2 separate regions of the Mus musculus genome follow, and region 2 is linked to region 1. A link is a loop called in an ENCODE intact Hi-C map of the cell type or tissue named here. Cell type or tissue: left cerebral cortex. All regions are shown on one strand. Each heading gives the region's core, and the rest is flanking DNA. Links, peaks and the distances in the headings are about the cores only. Region 1 has its middle 27 kb from the start of Slc28a3. Region 2 has its middle 11 kb from the start of Gm34721.

The links. Hi-C counts contacts between places; a loop is a spot of excess contacts. Peaks named below come from ENCODE experiments on the same cell type or tissue, not always from the same donor. Only the 100,000 strongest peaks of a DNase experiment are listed, where the experiment ranks them.
Region 2: a loop joins it to region 1, with 14 times the contacts of the local background. A loop is called at or near these places in 14 of 42 quality-filtered maps.

The regions. Positions count from the first base shown.
Region 1 is chr13:58,634,087-58,642,421 of GRCm38, reverse strand. No RefSeq gene overlaps it. Among named protein-coding and RNA genes, the nearest start is that of Slc28a3, 27 kb to the right of the region's middle. In left cerebral cortex, for the core only: CTCF peaks have their summits at 1,903 (motif pointing left), 3,280 (motif pointing left), 4,889 (motif pointing left) and 7,859 (motif pointing left); DNase peaks (open chromatin) are centred at 2,850, 3,282, 3,747, 4,878 and 1 more place; H3K27ac peaks cover 413 bases.
Region 2 is chr13:59,393,016-59,401,350 of GRCm38, reverse strand. No RefSeq gene overlaps it. Among named protein-coding and RNA genes, the nearest start is that of Gm34721, 11 kb to the left of the region's middle. In left cerebral cortex, for the core only: a CTCF peak has its summit at 3,569 (motif pointing right); DNase peaks (open chromatin) are centred at 3,332, 3,576, 7,653 and 7,870; H3K27ac peaks cover 1,271 bases.

The DNA.
Region 1 (8,335 bases), core at 106-8,105:
CTGAAGCCCCTCTTCCCCATTAGGAGCACTCTCCAGAAGCCTCTCTTCCCCTTTGGGAGCACTCCCCTGAAGCCCCTTTTCCCTACTTGGAGCACTCTACTGAAGCCCCTCTTCCCCTCTGGGAGCACTCTACTGAAGCCCTCTTCCCCACTGGGAGCACTCTACTGAAGCCCTCTTCCCCACTGGGAGCACTCTGCTGAAACCCCTCTTCCCCACTGGGAGCACTCTGCTGAAACCTCTCTTCCCCACTGGGAGCACTCTATTGAATATTCTCTCTTCCACTGGGAGCACTCTGCTAGAGCTTCTCTTCATATAGTTAGGATTATAAACGTGCATTGCCCTCTGCTCTTCCCTCCCTCAAGCACCACAAGCAGTAACATCTACTGTGAAAACCCTACAAAGAGTGGGCAAATCTTTTTCTGAGTCTTTTAGCTGCTCGTGATAGAAAGTTTAACTTGCTACCCTGTCTTGGCCAGAAATGAGAGACCTGTGTGTTTTACTTCATCAGTAATCTTCATTGCTGTAAAAACAACACAAAGCTCTAAGCAGATGTCATCAACAGACATCCTGAATCAAGCCCTGGCCGCAGGATGCAAGGCCACTTCACTCTGCCAGCCAGTGCTGCCTAGCTCACACGAGCTCCTGTACCTCCCTTTGATAAACAAGTCAAGCACTCGAGACTGTTGATGCCCCTGCCAGAGCGAGTGTATTACGATGCTCCCATTCCCATTAGCTAATTGGATTAATGGGATGGACTACTTCAAGAATCAAATCAGCAGTTCCTTGGGAAGGGCAAGTTATTTTTGAAGCTCTCAGTTCATAAAAATCTCATTGACCCCCTCCTGTGATCTCTCCATGGTGCCCTCCGAGGGCCGAATGATGTCGGGAGAAGTCAGGGATAAGATTGGGCTAAGCCTGGAGGGAGGTGGATGGGCTGTGCTTGGCAGGCCAAGCAAGACCTCATATCCCAACGGTCCCAGTTTCTGAGCTATTTCTGGTCATTTTGTGGCCTCTCTTCTCTGTGAAGTAGCCACAATACCGCTCCCTGTAAGACTGCTCAGGAGACTAGATGTTCGGAGAGCTGCAAAGATCGCCCCATAGCCCACTGACTTAAGAATACACATAAGTCTACTGATAGCTTCTGAGAAATGACATCTCATACATTAAGGTTTAAACATCTTCCCCGACATATTGTCTCTACCTTCCTGCTACTACTAACATCCATTCTACACAGACAGGACCGGATGGTGGTGGGTAACTCCACACAGGAACATGTGCCTGTCTCTCCCTTAGGAAGCAATCAAACTTTCACTTTAGAACAAAAAAGAATCCACCAGGAAGAATGCTCACAATACTACTTCAAGAAGAGGGTGTGGGCCGCCAAGTTGGCTCCTCGTGTAAAAGGTGCTTGCTGCGTAAACCCATAGACCTGAGTCAGGTCCCCAGACACCACATAGAGGTAAAGAGAACCAACGCGACAAAATTATGATGTTAACACACCTGCGTGTCCCATAGTATCAGAGAAAGATAATGTGTGTGTGTGTGTGTGTGTGTGTGTGTGTGTGTGTGTGTGTGTGTGTAGGAGGGAGGAAGGGGTTAGGGAAGGAGAGAGAGATATCAGAGAGACAAGAGAGAGAGATGAGAGAGACGAGAGAGATCTGTGCTTACGGACCTCAAGAGCAAGAGATTTAATGGAGACTCCTGAGCCACTGTTGGGGCCAACCTGAAGGAGAACATCCGAGAAATACTCCCAAGAACCCACCCAGGACCTCCCTTTACCGAGTGAGACCCAGAGACCTTCCTTTGTCAGGCTGCTGCTGTGTAGGTAGACTAGCCTGTGGCCCGGGTTGAGGCCACAGTTGGGTGGGGGGGGATGGAAAACAATTTGTGTTCAACTGCGCCCTCCAGTGGCCACCGGCAGCTGCAGCGCTGCCAACAACATTTAAGATTCTCTCTCTCTCTCTCTCTCTCTCTCTCTCTCTCTCTCAAAATGAAAGCTCAGAATTATTCTAAAGAGAACACTAAACTGGAGAGAGGAGGCATGCAGACTGCAAGTTTTTAAAACCTCTCCTTTATGTTTAAAACATCTCAAAACGTTCACAGATCTATAAAGAAAGGAACCAGGGCTGGAGAGATGGCTCAGTGGTTAAGAGCACTGGCTGCTCTTTCAGAGGTCCTGAGTTCAAATCCCAGCACCGGCATTGTGACTCACGACCATCTGTAATGAGATCTAACGCCCTCTTCTGGGGTATCTGAAGACAGCTACAGTATACTTCCATATAATAAATAAACAAGGAAGGAAGGAAGGAAGGAAGGAAGGAAGGAAGGAAGGAAGGAAGGAAGGAAGGAAGGAAGGAAGGGAGAAGAAAGAAAAAGCACATAAATGTGCCATATACCCCAATATACATTCACACACCCTATACGCACATTTCAACGAAGACCCCCCCCCCAGAATTATCAGCAGTTTCAGAAATTACAACTGATGGACCATAGTTGTGAGCCCCCACGTGGCTGCTGGGATTTGAACTCGGAACCTTTGGAAGAGCAGTCAGTGCTCTTACTTGCTAAGCCATCTCGCCAGCCCCAGGCACTGTACTTTCTAATCGAAAGCACCTTTGAACTTCATTCTAGAAGGAGCCTACCTGCGCACTGCTAATGCCTGGCTTTTTACAATTTGACCTTCAATCTAGACGTCACCCAAATGATGGACTCCGTGCTTGTGAACCCTCCCCTGCTACAGAGAAGCAACAAAGGGGGAAAGACATCAACTCTATAATCTGAGACGCTGACTGCTCCTACAGGGTTCTGAGCACCCACGCCGCAGCTGGCAGGCAACCATCTGCAACTTCAGGGTTGTATCTGATGCCCTTTTCTGGTATACATGGGTACTGCATGCATGAGCTACAGATACAGGCAGGCAAAGCATTCATACACATAAAATAAAAATAAATCCTTTCTAAAAATAGTGAATGTGGCACCATTCATTTTTACATTAATTTGTTATGAGTGTGTATGTGCACACACACATGAGCGTGTGAGTGTGTGCGTGGATGACGTGGCACATCTGTGGAGGTCAAGGGACAACTGTCAGGGTCAGTGCTTTTATTCTATCATGTGCGTCTCAGGGGTAGAATTCAGGTCATCAGGCCAGGTGGCAATCTCACCAGTCCAATAACTCCATCTCTAATGCTCTGTTAAATTGTGTGCCGTGTCAGCAAGCAGAGCTGGCATGAGCCCATTAGGAAGAAAATTGGACTGTTCATAAGTATGCGCCATCTGCTGGAGCATCCATGAGCAGCCCACGACATGGACACAGTGAATAGGGCTGCAGAGACAGTAGTGGAACTGGGTCCACAAGAACTCCTTTCTGCTTTTCATTGCTGGAGGACCCTGGCCTAAGCCCAAGCACCAGAGAACTAATGAACATTTAGTCTCAATCTGCAGCCTCCCTAGGGGACCACAGCAGAGTCTGCGGAAACGGTATAATTGTCTTGTTCATTACTGGAAACAGTAACTAAGTATCCTTCAGGACTCTCCAGCTCAAGATCTATAAGGATTTCTATTGTTCTGCTTCTCAGGCTTGGTATTTGTTTGGTGCTTTAAAAAGAGAGAAACCTGTCTCCTGCTATGTTTAAATGCCCAATCCCATCAGGACACTTCTGCAGCTGCCTGCATTGGGAGAAATCAGGAAATGACATCAAAGTCTAGACATAAAACAAAACATAAAAAGACATCTTTGAGACAAGCCTGGAGAAATGTGAGCATGAGCAATAGGTAGATGGTGACAAGCCTCTATTTCCAGTTTCCAGTCAGCTTGGGTACCACAGCTCAGTCTAAGGAAACCACACACAGCCATCTTTATCCTGCCCAGGACTGGGGAGACATGAGCTTAGAGATCTCCACCCAGACTCCAGAGGGTGGAGTAACCTTTATCTGAAGTTTTTGGGACCAGCATGCTTTTCTTCCTTTCTTTCTTCCTTCCTTCCTTTCTTTCTTTCTTTCTTTCTTTCTTTCTTTCTTCCTTTCTGCGTTTAGAATGTTTGCATATACATCATGTGTATCTTGGGAATGTGGCTCAGGGGCACACAAAATTCATTTAAAGAAAAAAATATATATATATACACACACACATATGTATCCTAAAGATATATACTTTTTATATATACACTTTTTTTCTCCTTTGGAGACATGTTCTTCTCCCTGTGTATCTCTGGCTGATCTGGTATTCACAAAGATCCTCCTACATCTGCCTCCAGAGTATTGGAATTAAAAGTGTGCACCACCACTCCTGGCTGGGTGGCTGGTCTTGTCTCTGAGACTGCATAACCACATAGCATTATCATTGAGAAATTCACACTTGAGAACCACACAATCAAGTTATAATAAATAAATAAATAAATAAATAAATAAATAAATAAAATCTCATTAACATTTAAAGTAAGTTTGTTATTTGTGACTGTATTCATAACTGCCCTTGGGGAGCTACCTGCAAAAGATCAGAGCCTCATTCAGGTGGCTATGATTAATCCCCCCAGCTGTCCACAGTGCAGGTTACTTGCTTGGGCTCTGGGGCCTCACGCCCTTTCTGAGCATGCTTGCCCTGTTGATACAATTTTGCTTTTCCCTCCTGGGCTTTCACATAGTATGCAGTCCCCAAGAGCCCGGCTTCTCCCTCTGACTCTTGACTGTAAGGAGGAAAGAAGACAATCAGGAGCCAGAAGGTATCAGTTACAGCCATTATTTTCCACTCAGGGTCTTATTTTGCATCTTTGTCTAATATCCATAAATTGAAACTTGAGGGATGGTCCAAAAACATTCCCAGAAGAGGTTTCACTGTAGTGGAGTCCGGCGCCCTGCGTCAAACAAAGTGAAACACTGCCACCAAGTGGTCTTTTCGAGTCATCACAGGTCAGGCTTCTTCCCTTCCGGAGGCACCTGCCTCCTCCAGGAAAAGATAGAATTTGAAAAGCCGGGCGTGGTGGTGCACGCCCATCACTCGGGAGGCAGAGGCAGGCGGATTTCTGAGTTCGAGGCCAACCTGGTCTACAAAGTGAGCTCCAAGATAGCCAGAGCTATAAAGAGAAACCCTGTCTCAAAAAAAAAAAAAAAAAAAAAAAAAAAAGAATTTGAAAGATCAGTTGGGATAAACAAAGCCCTTCCCTTCTTTCTTATTTATATTCATAGACATATATTCTCAGTGCTCGACTTGTAAACATTAATAGCTCATTCCATTCCTAAACCCTTGTGCTTTGTTTTGTTTTGTTTCGTTTCATTTTGTAAAGCCAGGTATGGTAGTGTATATCCCAACGCTGGGAAGGGAGAGATAGGCAGCTCCTTGGGGCTCAATAGCCGGGCCAGTCTTGCATGCTCAGCCCCAGAACACTGAGACACTCTGTGGCGGATGGCTCCTGGGGAATGAGACCCAAGGTTATCCTCTGGCCTCTACACACAAATACATGCCATATTTACCTTCACATACACACAGAAAACTGAGGGGAAAGGAATAGGGGGAGAGAGGGGGTAGAAGAGGGAGGGAGAGGAGGAAGGTAGAAAGAGCACTCGGTAGAGATCCCTTTGATCTCTGTCTGCAGAGCTCTGCGTGCTGCTGATGCTAACTAAAAGCCTGCATCAGGTCTTTAGCCCCATGCCTGGGCTTTCCCCAGCGTGCTCTCCTGTCCCTAGTCTTAAAGGGCTCAGAGTTCTGTGTCACCTTAGCATTCTCTACAAACCAGACTCGGCCACAACCAAGGTCTGAGACTGAGTTCTGAAACGCCCCCAAGGCCCTTGGGTTTGAAAAGCCCTGAACACTGCCCACAGGATGAAACATCACTGAAGTGGCTTCAGTTGTTCAAAGGACATGGATGTCCTCACCCTGGAGATTTCCCCGTGCCTTGCTGTGAGGCTCCACTGTACGCACAGTGTATGGTTCCATCTTAAGCGCAAACTCAGGAGCAGGATGGCCTGGCCCCTTGCTGTTTGCATAAACAATACATCTGTGGGCGGTACACACACACAAGTCAGAGTGATAAATAACTCATTGGAAGTAAAAGAAAGGAGCTATCTTATGAATTTACTGGAACAAAATGGGAGTGTATGAGCACATGGGTATGTAAAAAGCGTATGAAGAAATCCAAGCCCAAAAACTCCCAAAACAACCAGACAGTGATGGGTACAGCACCCTCACCTAGACCTGTAAAGAGGGGGGCCTAACCTGTGATAGCGATGGTCTTCACTGGCCTGTCCTCTGACTCTGCCTTGTGTGCATCACAGGCTGAGAACTCCTGCCTGCCCCAGAAGCTTCAGGTCTGCTCAGTCCTAGCCCTCAGTAGTGGGATGACCTACCTACGTTGCTATCCATCATCTGGCCATTCATCATCTGGACCAAATCCTGTGTTTTGTCTCTACAGCATCTACAGTGGTCCTGTAACACACACTTCTAAGTTTAGCTCTGACCCTGAAGTCTAACCTGGAAGGCAGAACCTCTAATCCCCGCAGACTCCCTCTGCATCCTTAGCAGCCTTCTGCTCTCTTCCACTCTTCCTCTGCAGTATTCCTTGAGCTCTGATGTCCCCTAACTCCTGTGGCCATTTTGTAATTGGGTGAGTGGATGGATAGATAGATAGATAGATAGATAGATAGATAGATACATAGATACATAGATAGATACATAGATAGATACATAGATAGATACATAGATACATAGAATAAAGAGGAATGATCTAAGATGATAGATACATACATAGATATAGATAGATGATGGATGGATGGATGGATGGATGGATGGATGGATGGATGGGTAGATAGATAGATAGATAGATAGATAGATAGATAGATAGATAGATAGATAGATGTAATAGATGGATGGATAGATAAATAGATGATAGATAATAGATGGATAGATGATAGATGGATGAATACATACATGCATGCATGCATGCATGCATACATACATACATACATAGACAGACAGAGGACAGATAGACTTACTGTGAGCTGTGTAATTTGTGACCTGAGAGCTAACATGAGTGATTAAGACTAGAATAAGAGAATCCGTGTTTGCCTCAGCAGCTATCAAGGGAAACCAGGACTTTGTGTCACACTTCAGCCAACAAAGTGAGTAGAGCTGTGAATGTATTATTAGTCAATAAATTCTGACATTATGGAGAGACATAAGCATGTCTGTTTCTGTTCATGACACCTACCAAGTGAGAATTTCAGGCTGCCACGTCCTAAGAAAACCATCAAATGGGCAAAATGAACAGAAACTTGCAATGGCAGCCCTGAGAGCTAACAGGAGGTCCTGTGGAGATATCACTCTTAGGTTTAACCCGACTATAAAGAGTGTTATGGGTAATGATCACACCGCTGTAACAACGTAAATGCTAGCAGACACAGGAGCTGCACGGCACCTGACCTGCATTGACCACCCGTGCTCTACTGTGACCCCTATGACACGTGCACATTACATGGCTGTGCTGGTGAGCCATCTGCACTGCTTCAGAATTCTTCACAATTCTGTTAGCCCAATTGTAACGTGAATATTATCAGACAAAATATTTAAGTTTCTACTTCATGAAGAAAGTGGCTGCTTTTCCTTAATTGTGGGCAGGACAAATCAGTTACACGGTAGGTTTTAACCCTTTTGTCAAATATGGACCAAGTTGAACTCCTTCAAAGAATTATGATGTCGTTTTCAATGACATGAACACATAGATGTTATATTTAGAAATATATATATAGGGCTGGAGAGATGGCTCAGTGGTTAAGCACACTGACTGCTCTTCCAGAGGTCCTGAGTTTAATTCCCAGCAACCACATGGTGGCTCACAACCATTTGTAATGGGATCTGATGCCCTCTTCTGGTGAGTCTGAAGAGAGCACTGGTGAATACATAAAATAAATAAATAAGTCAGTATATTTAAAAAAAAAAAAAGAAAAGAAAAAAGAAATATACATTTTTGTATATACACACATATGCATTGTGCAATTACAAACAGAGGAGGCCATGACTTTCAAGCACAGGGAGGGATATCTGGGAGAGTTTGTCTGGAGGAAAGGGAAGGGGAAAACATTGTAATTGAATCATGACTCAAAATTTAAAAAAAAAAAAAAAAAACACAGAGAATGAATGTCAGACTTTGTCAGGATTTATCAGAGAGACAGAGACAGAGAGACAGACAGATCCATAGGGAAATCTCAGCAGCCCTCTAAGTTGCATAGCGCACAGCAGGGGAGCCTCACAGCAGGGGAGAGATTGAACTTGACCGCAAGTCCTGGTTACAGGCCTTTACTGAAAGGTGCTGACCTCTGCTCTAAGCAAAAGGCACTTCTGCCC
Region 2 (8,335 bases), core at 217-8,216, 760 kb before region 1:
CCACTGTTGCTTACCCAGGGACATTCCCTCACCTAGAAAGTGGTACCATCTTCTACCAACCCTCTACATATTGGACCTGAGACTCCAATGCAGGCTTGAGCCAGCGTCTCTTCCCTTCTAGATGGTGATGCTGGCTGGCTGGCTGGCTCTCACACTAGCCAGATTCCTCGGAATCTTTGCTCACTCTGATCAATCACCATACTATTGATGATCTTTCCCTCCACTTCCTCTCGCACAAAGCCTGGCTCCCTTCTGATCCACCCTTCCTCCCAGCCCGTTTCTAAGGATGAGTAACCCCACCCTGCCCATAGCCTGTCCCTATTCACTAGCAGTTTTCTGTCTATCACTGTGATTTCTTCAGTTAGACTCTAACTAACCTTCTTCAACGTTTGACAAAGGCTGAGGTGCTCTTCTGTGCATGACCTCTCTGCTGTCAAAGATCTGCCTGGCCACAGATAGCACGGCTTGTGAGGCTGGGGCTAGATCAGCACAGGGACACGCACTTAGTAATTTCTGAATGTGTGGGTTCTTGGTGAAGAGCCACTGTGAGGTGATCTGAAGCTGCGGATAGTGGCAAACCATTACAGGTGCTATGTGTTCTCATACGTCCACGAGCATGCTCACAACCAAGCTTAATTTATAAATTAACCACACAGCGGATCAACTGTGACAAGGGATAAAATGGAGCAATCATAACAATAACAATATAGTGTATATTGGCGGTATGTGAAGGCATATGTTCGTCCGGTGAAGTCTGGACAAACATTAACATTTCTGGGCCTTTGTTGATCACTTGAGCCTGAGAGTGTGAGTGCTACAGACCACCGCACTCTCTTTTTGTACCTTAAGATCCCTCAGTGAGGGGCTGGAGAGATGGCTCAGTGGTTAAGAGCACTGACTGCTCTTCCGAAGGTCGAGTTCAAATCCCAGCAACCACATGGTGGCTCACAACCATCTGTAATGAGATCTGGTGCCCTTTTCTGGGGTGTCTGAAGACGGCTACAGTGTACTTACATAAAATAAATAAATAAACCTTTTAAAAAATATATCTCTCAGTGAGATGTCTCAGCATGAAGCTGAGTTTGGTTACCAGCATCCACATCTAGTGGCTTAGAACTACCTGTAACTCTAGATCCAGGGGCTGTTTCTCCCTTTCTTTGTCTCCTTGGGTACTTGTACATACTTATGCACATGTACACACACACACACACACACACACACACACACATTTAATTTTTTTTCAGTTTTAGAGAAAAAGATCTTCTAGTAAGTGATTTAAAGAATGATTAGAATGAAAGCGTAAAGAATGAAACCCAAGTGTGCAAGCTATGCAGTAGAGAAGTGTGTACAGTCTATATGCAAACCCCCATCCAAATGGAAAACAAGCACAGAGAAGCAGCTAAGGGGCTTTGCATGGGGCTGGGTTGTGGGTGCAAGGAGCTGCTGAAAATCAGCAAGTGCTTCTACGAAACCCCAACGCCCAGCAGGCAGGTCAGATGCAGGGCTACATTTTGTATTTTTAAAGTCTTTAAAATCCCCGGAGATAGAAATGAAATCAACACATTTCATCGCTTTTCTGGACTGGCAAGAAAACGTGGCTGAATCTAAAGTACTGCTCTAGAAGAAGAGTTTGCGGAAACGTGGGCAGGGAGAGCTTTAAAGGCAAGTCAGAGCTTCAAGGAGGGTCGCAGGTATGCTCAAACACCGAGTTTTAGAAATTAATTGGCACATTTGTTTGATAATTATACCTTGATATAAAATTCCTTAAACTACCTCTCTTACCTGTTCTGGTCTTGCCCTGTGCTCAAAATAAACAAAGCCGTGTTGTATTGATGTTCTGGCTGTGGCAGCGGGGAAATTTAAGGCTACACTGGAGTGGGGCAGGTCACCACAGGTTGTATGCTGACTCCAGAGTAAGTATCTCAGGGAAACCCATTGCAAAGTGTTTACATGGTTTGTTCATCAGGATTGTGATGGATATGCTCAGCCCAGGGAATGGCACTATTAGAAGGTGTGGCCTTGTTGGAGTGGGTGTGTAACTGTGGGTATGGGCTTTGAGACCCTCACCCTTACCCATGGAATCATCTTGAAAATGTGTGTGTGTGTCCTAATTTTAGTCTCAAAAAATCATACCATTACCTTTTTAAAGGAATTATTTAGCTATGAACCGGTCACTTACAACTGGTGTAAACAAAAGTTCTGCAAACAGGTCTTGGTGGGAAGGGGAACCCTGGAGATGTTATATGGATGCTGATGGATGCGGTGTCACCAGGAGGAAAGTCCCCCACAGCAGAGCCTAGAGGGCCAAGGTGATCATCACAATGATGCCCTGGGCTAGAACATGATGATGCTTCTGTGTCAGGGCCATCCTGGGCTTACGGAAAGCCACCCTACCAGACATCTTTAGTTCTTGTACCTTGTAATCCCCACCATTTCTTTTAGGTTGGGCATAGTATTATTCTTTTTGTGTGCATTGCGTCCTTAATTTGCTTACCAATACAGAATTCAAATACCACATCTTTTCCATTTTAAGTACAAAATCGGACTGGGTGATTTTGCTGACTGCTATAGCAACGCCATACAATGGACATGACAAACCCAGTTTTGGAATATTTCCTGGATCCCAGCAAGGTGTCCTGCACCCACATAAATGTTAATTCTCAGTTCCAGCATTATCTTCATTGTATACAGATAGAGGTTTAAGAACTGGCACACTTTCTTTAGGGCAGAGTTAGAGATGACTACACAGAAGTTTGGCTTTGGGAACATACTGATCCTTGTTCCAGATCCTAACATTCATCTGACAAGTGCGATTAGTGATGCCTACCTTGATTAATGATGCCTATCTTGATTAGTGATACCTACCTTGTGGGGTTGTTCTAATAATTACAGCTAACAAATGCACAGGGCTTGCCTGCCACATACATTCTCGGCATCACCAAAGAACTGTTTTAGTGCAGAGACACAGATGATGATAAACAATAGGGGTTGATTAGGTATGGGGACTGAATTCAGGGGGTTCGTTTACCTATTTTATCTATTTTGCAAGTTAAGCTGTGGGACACAGCTGGAAGAAGGAAGCGATTTATTTGTGATCGATACTGGCTGCTTTAAATAATCCAATGTGTTTTGAAATCTGTTTTATTTAATTTAAATTTCTCAAGAGTTCTTTAAAAAAAAAAAACCCTACCAGAATTTCTTTCCAAAGAACTTTTCCAAATGGCTCCAATCCCTCCAGCTCTACCCAACTCTTGTCTGTATTCTACAATTTAGTCTTGCTTCCTTCTTAAATAGACCTGGGGGAGGGGAAGAGGCCCTATTCCCAGCTTTTTAGATTGGAATGGTTTTTCCTCTCCTGGTTTGAATTTTAAGGCTCATAAAATGCAGTTGTCATTTCCTGTGGGCATCCCTCATTTGCACCTTCTTTTTGTAATTAATCACCCCTGACACAAGTTCACAATAAGCTATGTGTTGGCCTGAGCTACTGATTGATATCTTGCCTTGTTAGGGTCAAGGAATTGGGCTACTGTTAGGATACCCTTGTTAGGCACTTGGAAACTAAATGTGAATGGCCACCAGGGGACGCCAGGCTCCCAGGGTCTTGTCTGGGTCTTCATTTGAGCAGTGAAAGAGCTGGGGAACATTCGTCAGCATCCTCCTTTCTCTGGGGCCTCACAGGTAAGGAGTTTTGTGACACTTGAAATTCAGGGTCTTCGGCCCCCAGTTGAGGGATGGGGCCACCCACCCATCTCAAAAATTTTAACCCAGAATTGTTCCTATCTAAAGGAAATGCAGAGACAAAAATGGAGCAGAGACTGAAGGAAAGGCCATTTCAAGACTGCCCCACCTAGGGATCCATCCCATCTGCAGACACTGAACCCAGACACTATTGGTGATGCTAAGAAGTGTTTGCTGCCAGGAGCCTGGTATGGCTGTCCCCTGAGAGGCTCTTTCAGCACCTGACCAATACAGATGCAGATACTCACAGCCAACCATTGGACTGAGCCTGGGGACACCCAATGGGAGAGCTAGGGGAAGGAATGAAGGAGCTGCCCCATAGGAAGAATGACAATATCGACTAACATGACCACCCAGAGCTCCCAGGGACTAAACCACCAACCAAAGAGTACACATGGAGGGAGCCCTGGCTCCAGCTGCATATGTAGCAGAGGATGACCTTATTTGTCATCAGTGGGAGGGGAGGCCCTTGGCCCTGTAGAGGCTTGGTGCCTCAGCATAGGGGCGTGCTAGTGGGGTGAGGTGGAAGTGGGTGGGTGGGTGGGTGGGTGGGGAGCAGCCTCATAGATGCAAAAGGGAAGGAGAATGGGATGGGGGTTTGTAGAGGGGAAACCTGGAAGGGGGACACCATTTGAAATGTAAATAAATAAAATGATCAATTAAAAAAAAAACTCCTGGAATGTTAAAATGATACCTGGAAAAAAAATAATTCGAGGTCTCTCCATGGCTTCTGCAATGATTGATTTCTTTGCCTTTCTTTTGTTTTCTTAATTTTTTTCTTTTATAAAATCTACATTTTAAAGATTTCCCACCCTTTGTCCTTCCCTCCTCCCCTCTCTCCCCCCTCCACCCCTCTTTCCTTTCCTCCCTCCCTCCCTCCCTCCCTCCCTCCCTCCCTCCCTCCCTCCTTCTCTCCACTCCTTTCCTTCCTTCCTTCCTTCCTTCCTTCCTTCCTTTCTTTCTTTCTTTCTTTCTTTCTTTCTTTCTTTCTTTCTTTTCTTTTCTTTCTGTTTTGGTTTTATTTTTCGAGACAGGGTTTCTCTGTGTAGCCCTGGCTGTCCTGGAACTCACTCTGTAGACCAGGCTGGCCTCAAACTCAGAAATCCACCTGCCTCTGCCTCCCAAGTGCTGGGATTAAAGGCATGTGCCACCACTCCCTGGTGGGAGTTAGCTTTTAAAGGATGCACAAACAAGAATGGCTTCAGATCCTAAAGACATCTTTAAGAACTGAAAGGAATTTGCCAAAGCCCCAGGATAGGCAGGCAGCTTAGCAGCTCTCATCTGGCCATGCTCCCATATTTAGAGGTTGGCTTGCTGAAGCTGGGTCTGGAAGACCTGTAGTTGGGACAAATGCTACCTTCTTCTTAGGCTCACTTGCTCATTGTTACATAAGCTGGACTAGCCATCCTTCTCACTGGAAAGTGGGGATGGGGAAGGTCCTTCCTTCCTCTCCCTCCTCCTCTTCCCCCTCCTCTTTCCCCTCCTCCTTCCCCTCCTCCCTCCTTTCTCTTTCCTTGCCTGACACAGCATCTACCTTTCACAGTGGGCTACCTATCTTGGGAAGTAATAGGACAGGGTGGCTACTGGACATGGTAGATACTGTATTGAAACCACTCTGCTACACATGACTTATTATTTCCAAAATGCTGTACTTGTAGCTAAAAGGAGAATTTATCTATTAGCATTCCCCCTAATAGTCCTTGTGAGTTCGACACGCACAGTGGTAGCATAAATGCTAATTGCATTTAGTGTGCACAGGAGCTTCTGTCACGTATATGGGCAGCATGAATTTAACTGCATTTACTGTGGGTCGGGCCTACCATACCTTTTCAGAGAAACTTTAGGATTAAAAAAAAAAAAAAAACCTAAGCTAAGATTTTAAAATTTCAAAGTAGCGTTGTTTTCCCTTTTCTGTGAAATTTCTTCTTCTTATCTTCTGATTCTCCCATTTGAAGGAGAAAGCAGGTTTATTTTATTTGGTTTATCGATAGCAATAGGCACATCCTCCCCACATGCCCCTGACTACACCATTAACTTTTAAGCTGTGAGCTGCAGCTCCAAGCTCCTACCTGTAACTCTCACAAGGCTTCCTAGAAGCTCCTCTCCTGAGGGGATTTGCATTTCTACATGGGTGCTCAGAAGAGCCATCTAAAGTCTTACCCTACTCCACTACACGTTCCAAAGCACTAGCTTGCAACTATGTTGATTCATGTTTCCATTTGCCGGGAGCCCAGGACCCTCTTAACTCATTTTGCTGCCGTTTGAAGAAACCAAAGCAAGTCACAAAGATCCAACTTGATCTTGGAGTTCAAAGGCGATGGCCAGTCTGATGCCCTTAACCGCCATCATAGAACTTGACTCTTGTTGGCCGTTTCTCACTGTCAGGAATATCCTTCCTGCTAAGAGGGACTTTTTGTTTGTTTTTGTTTTTCCACACTAAGTTTCTACGGACTCTGTGTTGAAGTGCCTCTGTATCTTTTATGGTATCTCCAAGATGCTTGAAGGCATATCTAAGTCACGGCAACCACTCGAGTCTTACAGCATGGCTCACACTCAGCTGGAGAAAGGCTGTGTTCTGGAACATTCTTTCCAAATTCTAGTTTAAAAGTCAAGCCTCACCAAAGCTCCGAAAATGTAGCCTGGGATATAAACTCTTGGATGGTTTTCTGAAAGCCTGGTGGATAGCGGAGGTCACGGAGTGGTGCTAGGGTCCCTCTGTTGTGGGTGGCAGGAGAGGAAGGCTGGGATCAGGGTGAGGGGATTTATTGGGCATGGCTGCAGGCAGGGGCAGGGTCCTGGAAACTCTGTGGAGGATGGTAAGCTTGAGAAATCAGTTTCAAGGTTGTAATGCAGATTATCTGCCCCACCACCCAAGCTCCAACCCCCAGCCCTGCCTTACCAACAGACGCACTAAGGACATTCATTCACCCACAATCCCTTGCAGGTACTAGTGCCCACAAGAGGCTGTCTGCTAGGAATTTGGGGGCATACTTTTGTGTTCTCCTTGCTTCTTTCCGCTTGTCATGTAGATGTGAGGCTCAGAGGTCCTGTGTGCCAGTGGAGAGCAGAAGCCACAAACACGGGCAGAAGTCTGTGTCCTGGGGGTTCACCCTGGCCAGGCTTTACTAGCAGAATGTATCCCGGCCCTCTGGGTGAAAAGTGTGAGCTAATCAAATACTGGTTGGTTTCTTCTTTCCTCTTCTTTTCCCCCATCCTTTCTCTCCCTCCTCCTCTTCCCTCTCCTCTTCCCCTTCCTCTCCCACCTCCCCCTCCTCCCTCCTCCTCCTCCTTTTTTTTTTTTTTTTTTTCTGTATAGTCCTGGCTGTCCTGGAACTCACTTTGTAGACCAGGCTGGCCTCAAACTCTGAAATCCACCTGCCTCTGCCTCCCGAATGCTGGGATTAAAGGCATGTGCCACCACTGCCCAGCAACTGCATCTACCTTTCACAGTGCAGTGTGGCTGAGTGCACAGGCTCTGGGGAGTCACAAGGGCTGGGTTCAAATCCCCACCCTGCCTCTTGGTTGCTGAGGAATTTGAGGATGAGATTCAACTTCTCTCCATATCATTTACCGATGGGTAAAGCAACAGTGGGGCCCTTCACAGGGACTTTGCCACGAAGAAGAGAAAGTAGTGGCACAGTACCCAGTGCAGACCCACCCACAGCTCAATGACTGGCAGGGCGGTGACACGGACTCACTCACTGTCAACCCTGGTGCTCAGAACAGTGGTATGGTCCTGGTCCTTTAATATTACCCTCCATGGACAGAAAAGATTAGCCTAAACCAGAGAAGGGTCTGCGTGCAAGAAGGCAGCTGGAAGCCAGAGGCAGATCTGTCAGCCTGTTGTGCTCTGACGCCGTTCCATCTTGGCCACAGTCCCTGGGCTCCTGTGTGCCAGGGCTCGTTCTCTCTCTCTCTCTCTCTCTCTCTCTCTCTCTCTCATTTATGTAACTCATCACCACGTCACATCTGTGTGTTCTGTTGATGCCATTTAAATTCTGTTACTATTTAATACCAAGAACATTTAAAGAGAACATTCTGAGGGACTTGGAAAAATCCAATTGTTCTCTTGGTAATTGGGTTTGTAGGAAACGGAGAGGGTAGTATCCAGAATAGAAGGCTTTTAAATGAATCATCTTTGCGCTGCTGCTGAGGCCGGGGGAGCCCTGCTCAGTCCCTCAGGAGGTGGCAGCACACACCCCTGCTTTGGTTAGGAAAGACCCAGCTGTGTGGGCCAGAGAATCCAGAAGAACGGTAGCTCAAAACACTGGGTCACTTGCTCCTTGTAAGGAAGAAATGTGAAGACAGTTCACTCCTGGCAGGGGCTTCGGAGAGTCTCCAGAAGCCAGACTTCCTTGGTCTCCCTGTTCTACCAGCCTTGGGACATGACTTCCTCTTGTGGGGCAAGAAGCTGCCAGATGCCACCATTCCTGTCTGTGTTCCTACTTCCTTCAAGCTGTCCCCAAGGGGGTCCCACATCACATGTTTATTTCATACCAGTGGCCACTACTTAGTCACCTGGTCACCTCAAGCTGCCTCAGAGACTGACACCCATATTCTTTAGCTACCTGTTTGTTCAGCTGGTGTAGGCTCTAGC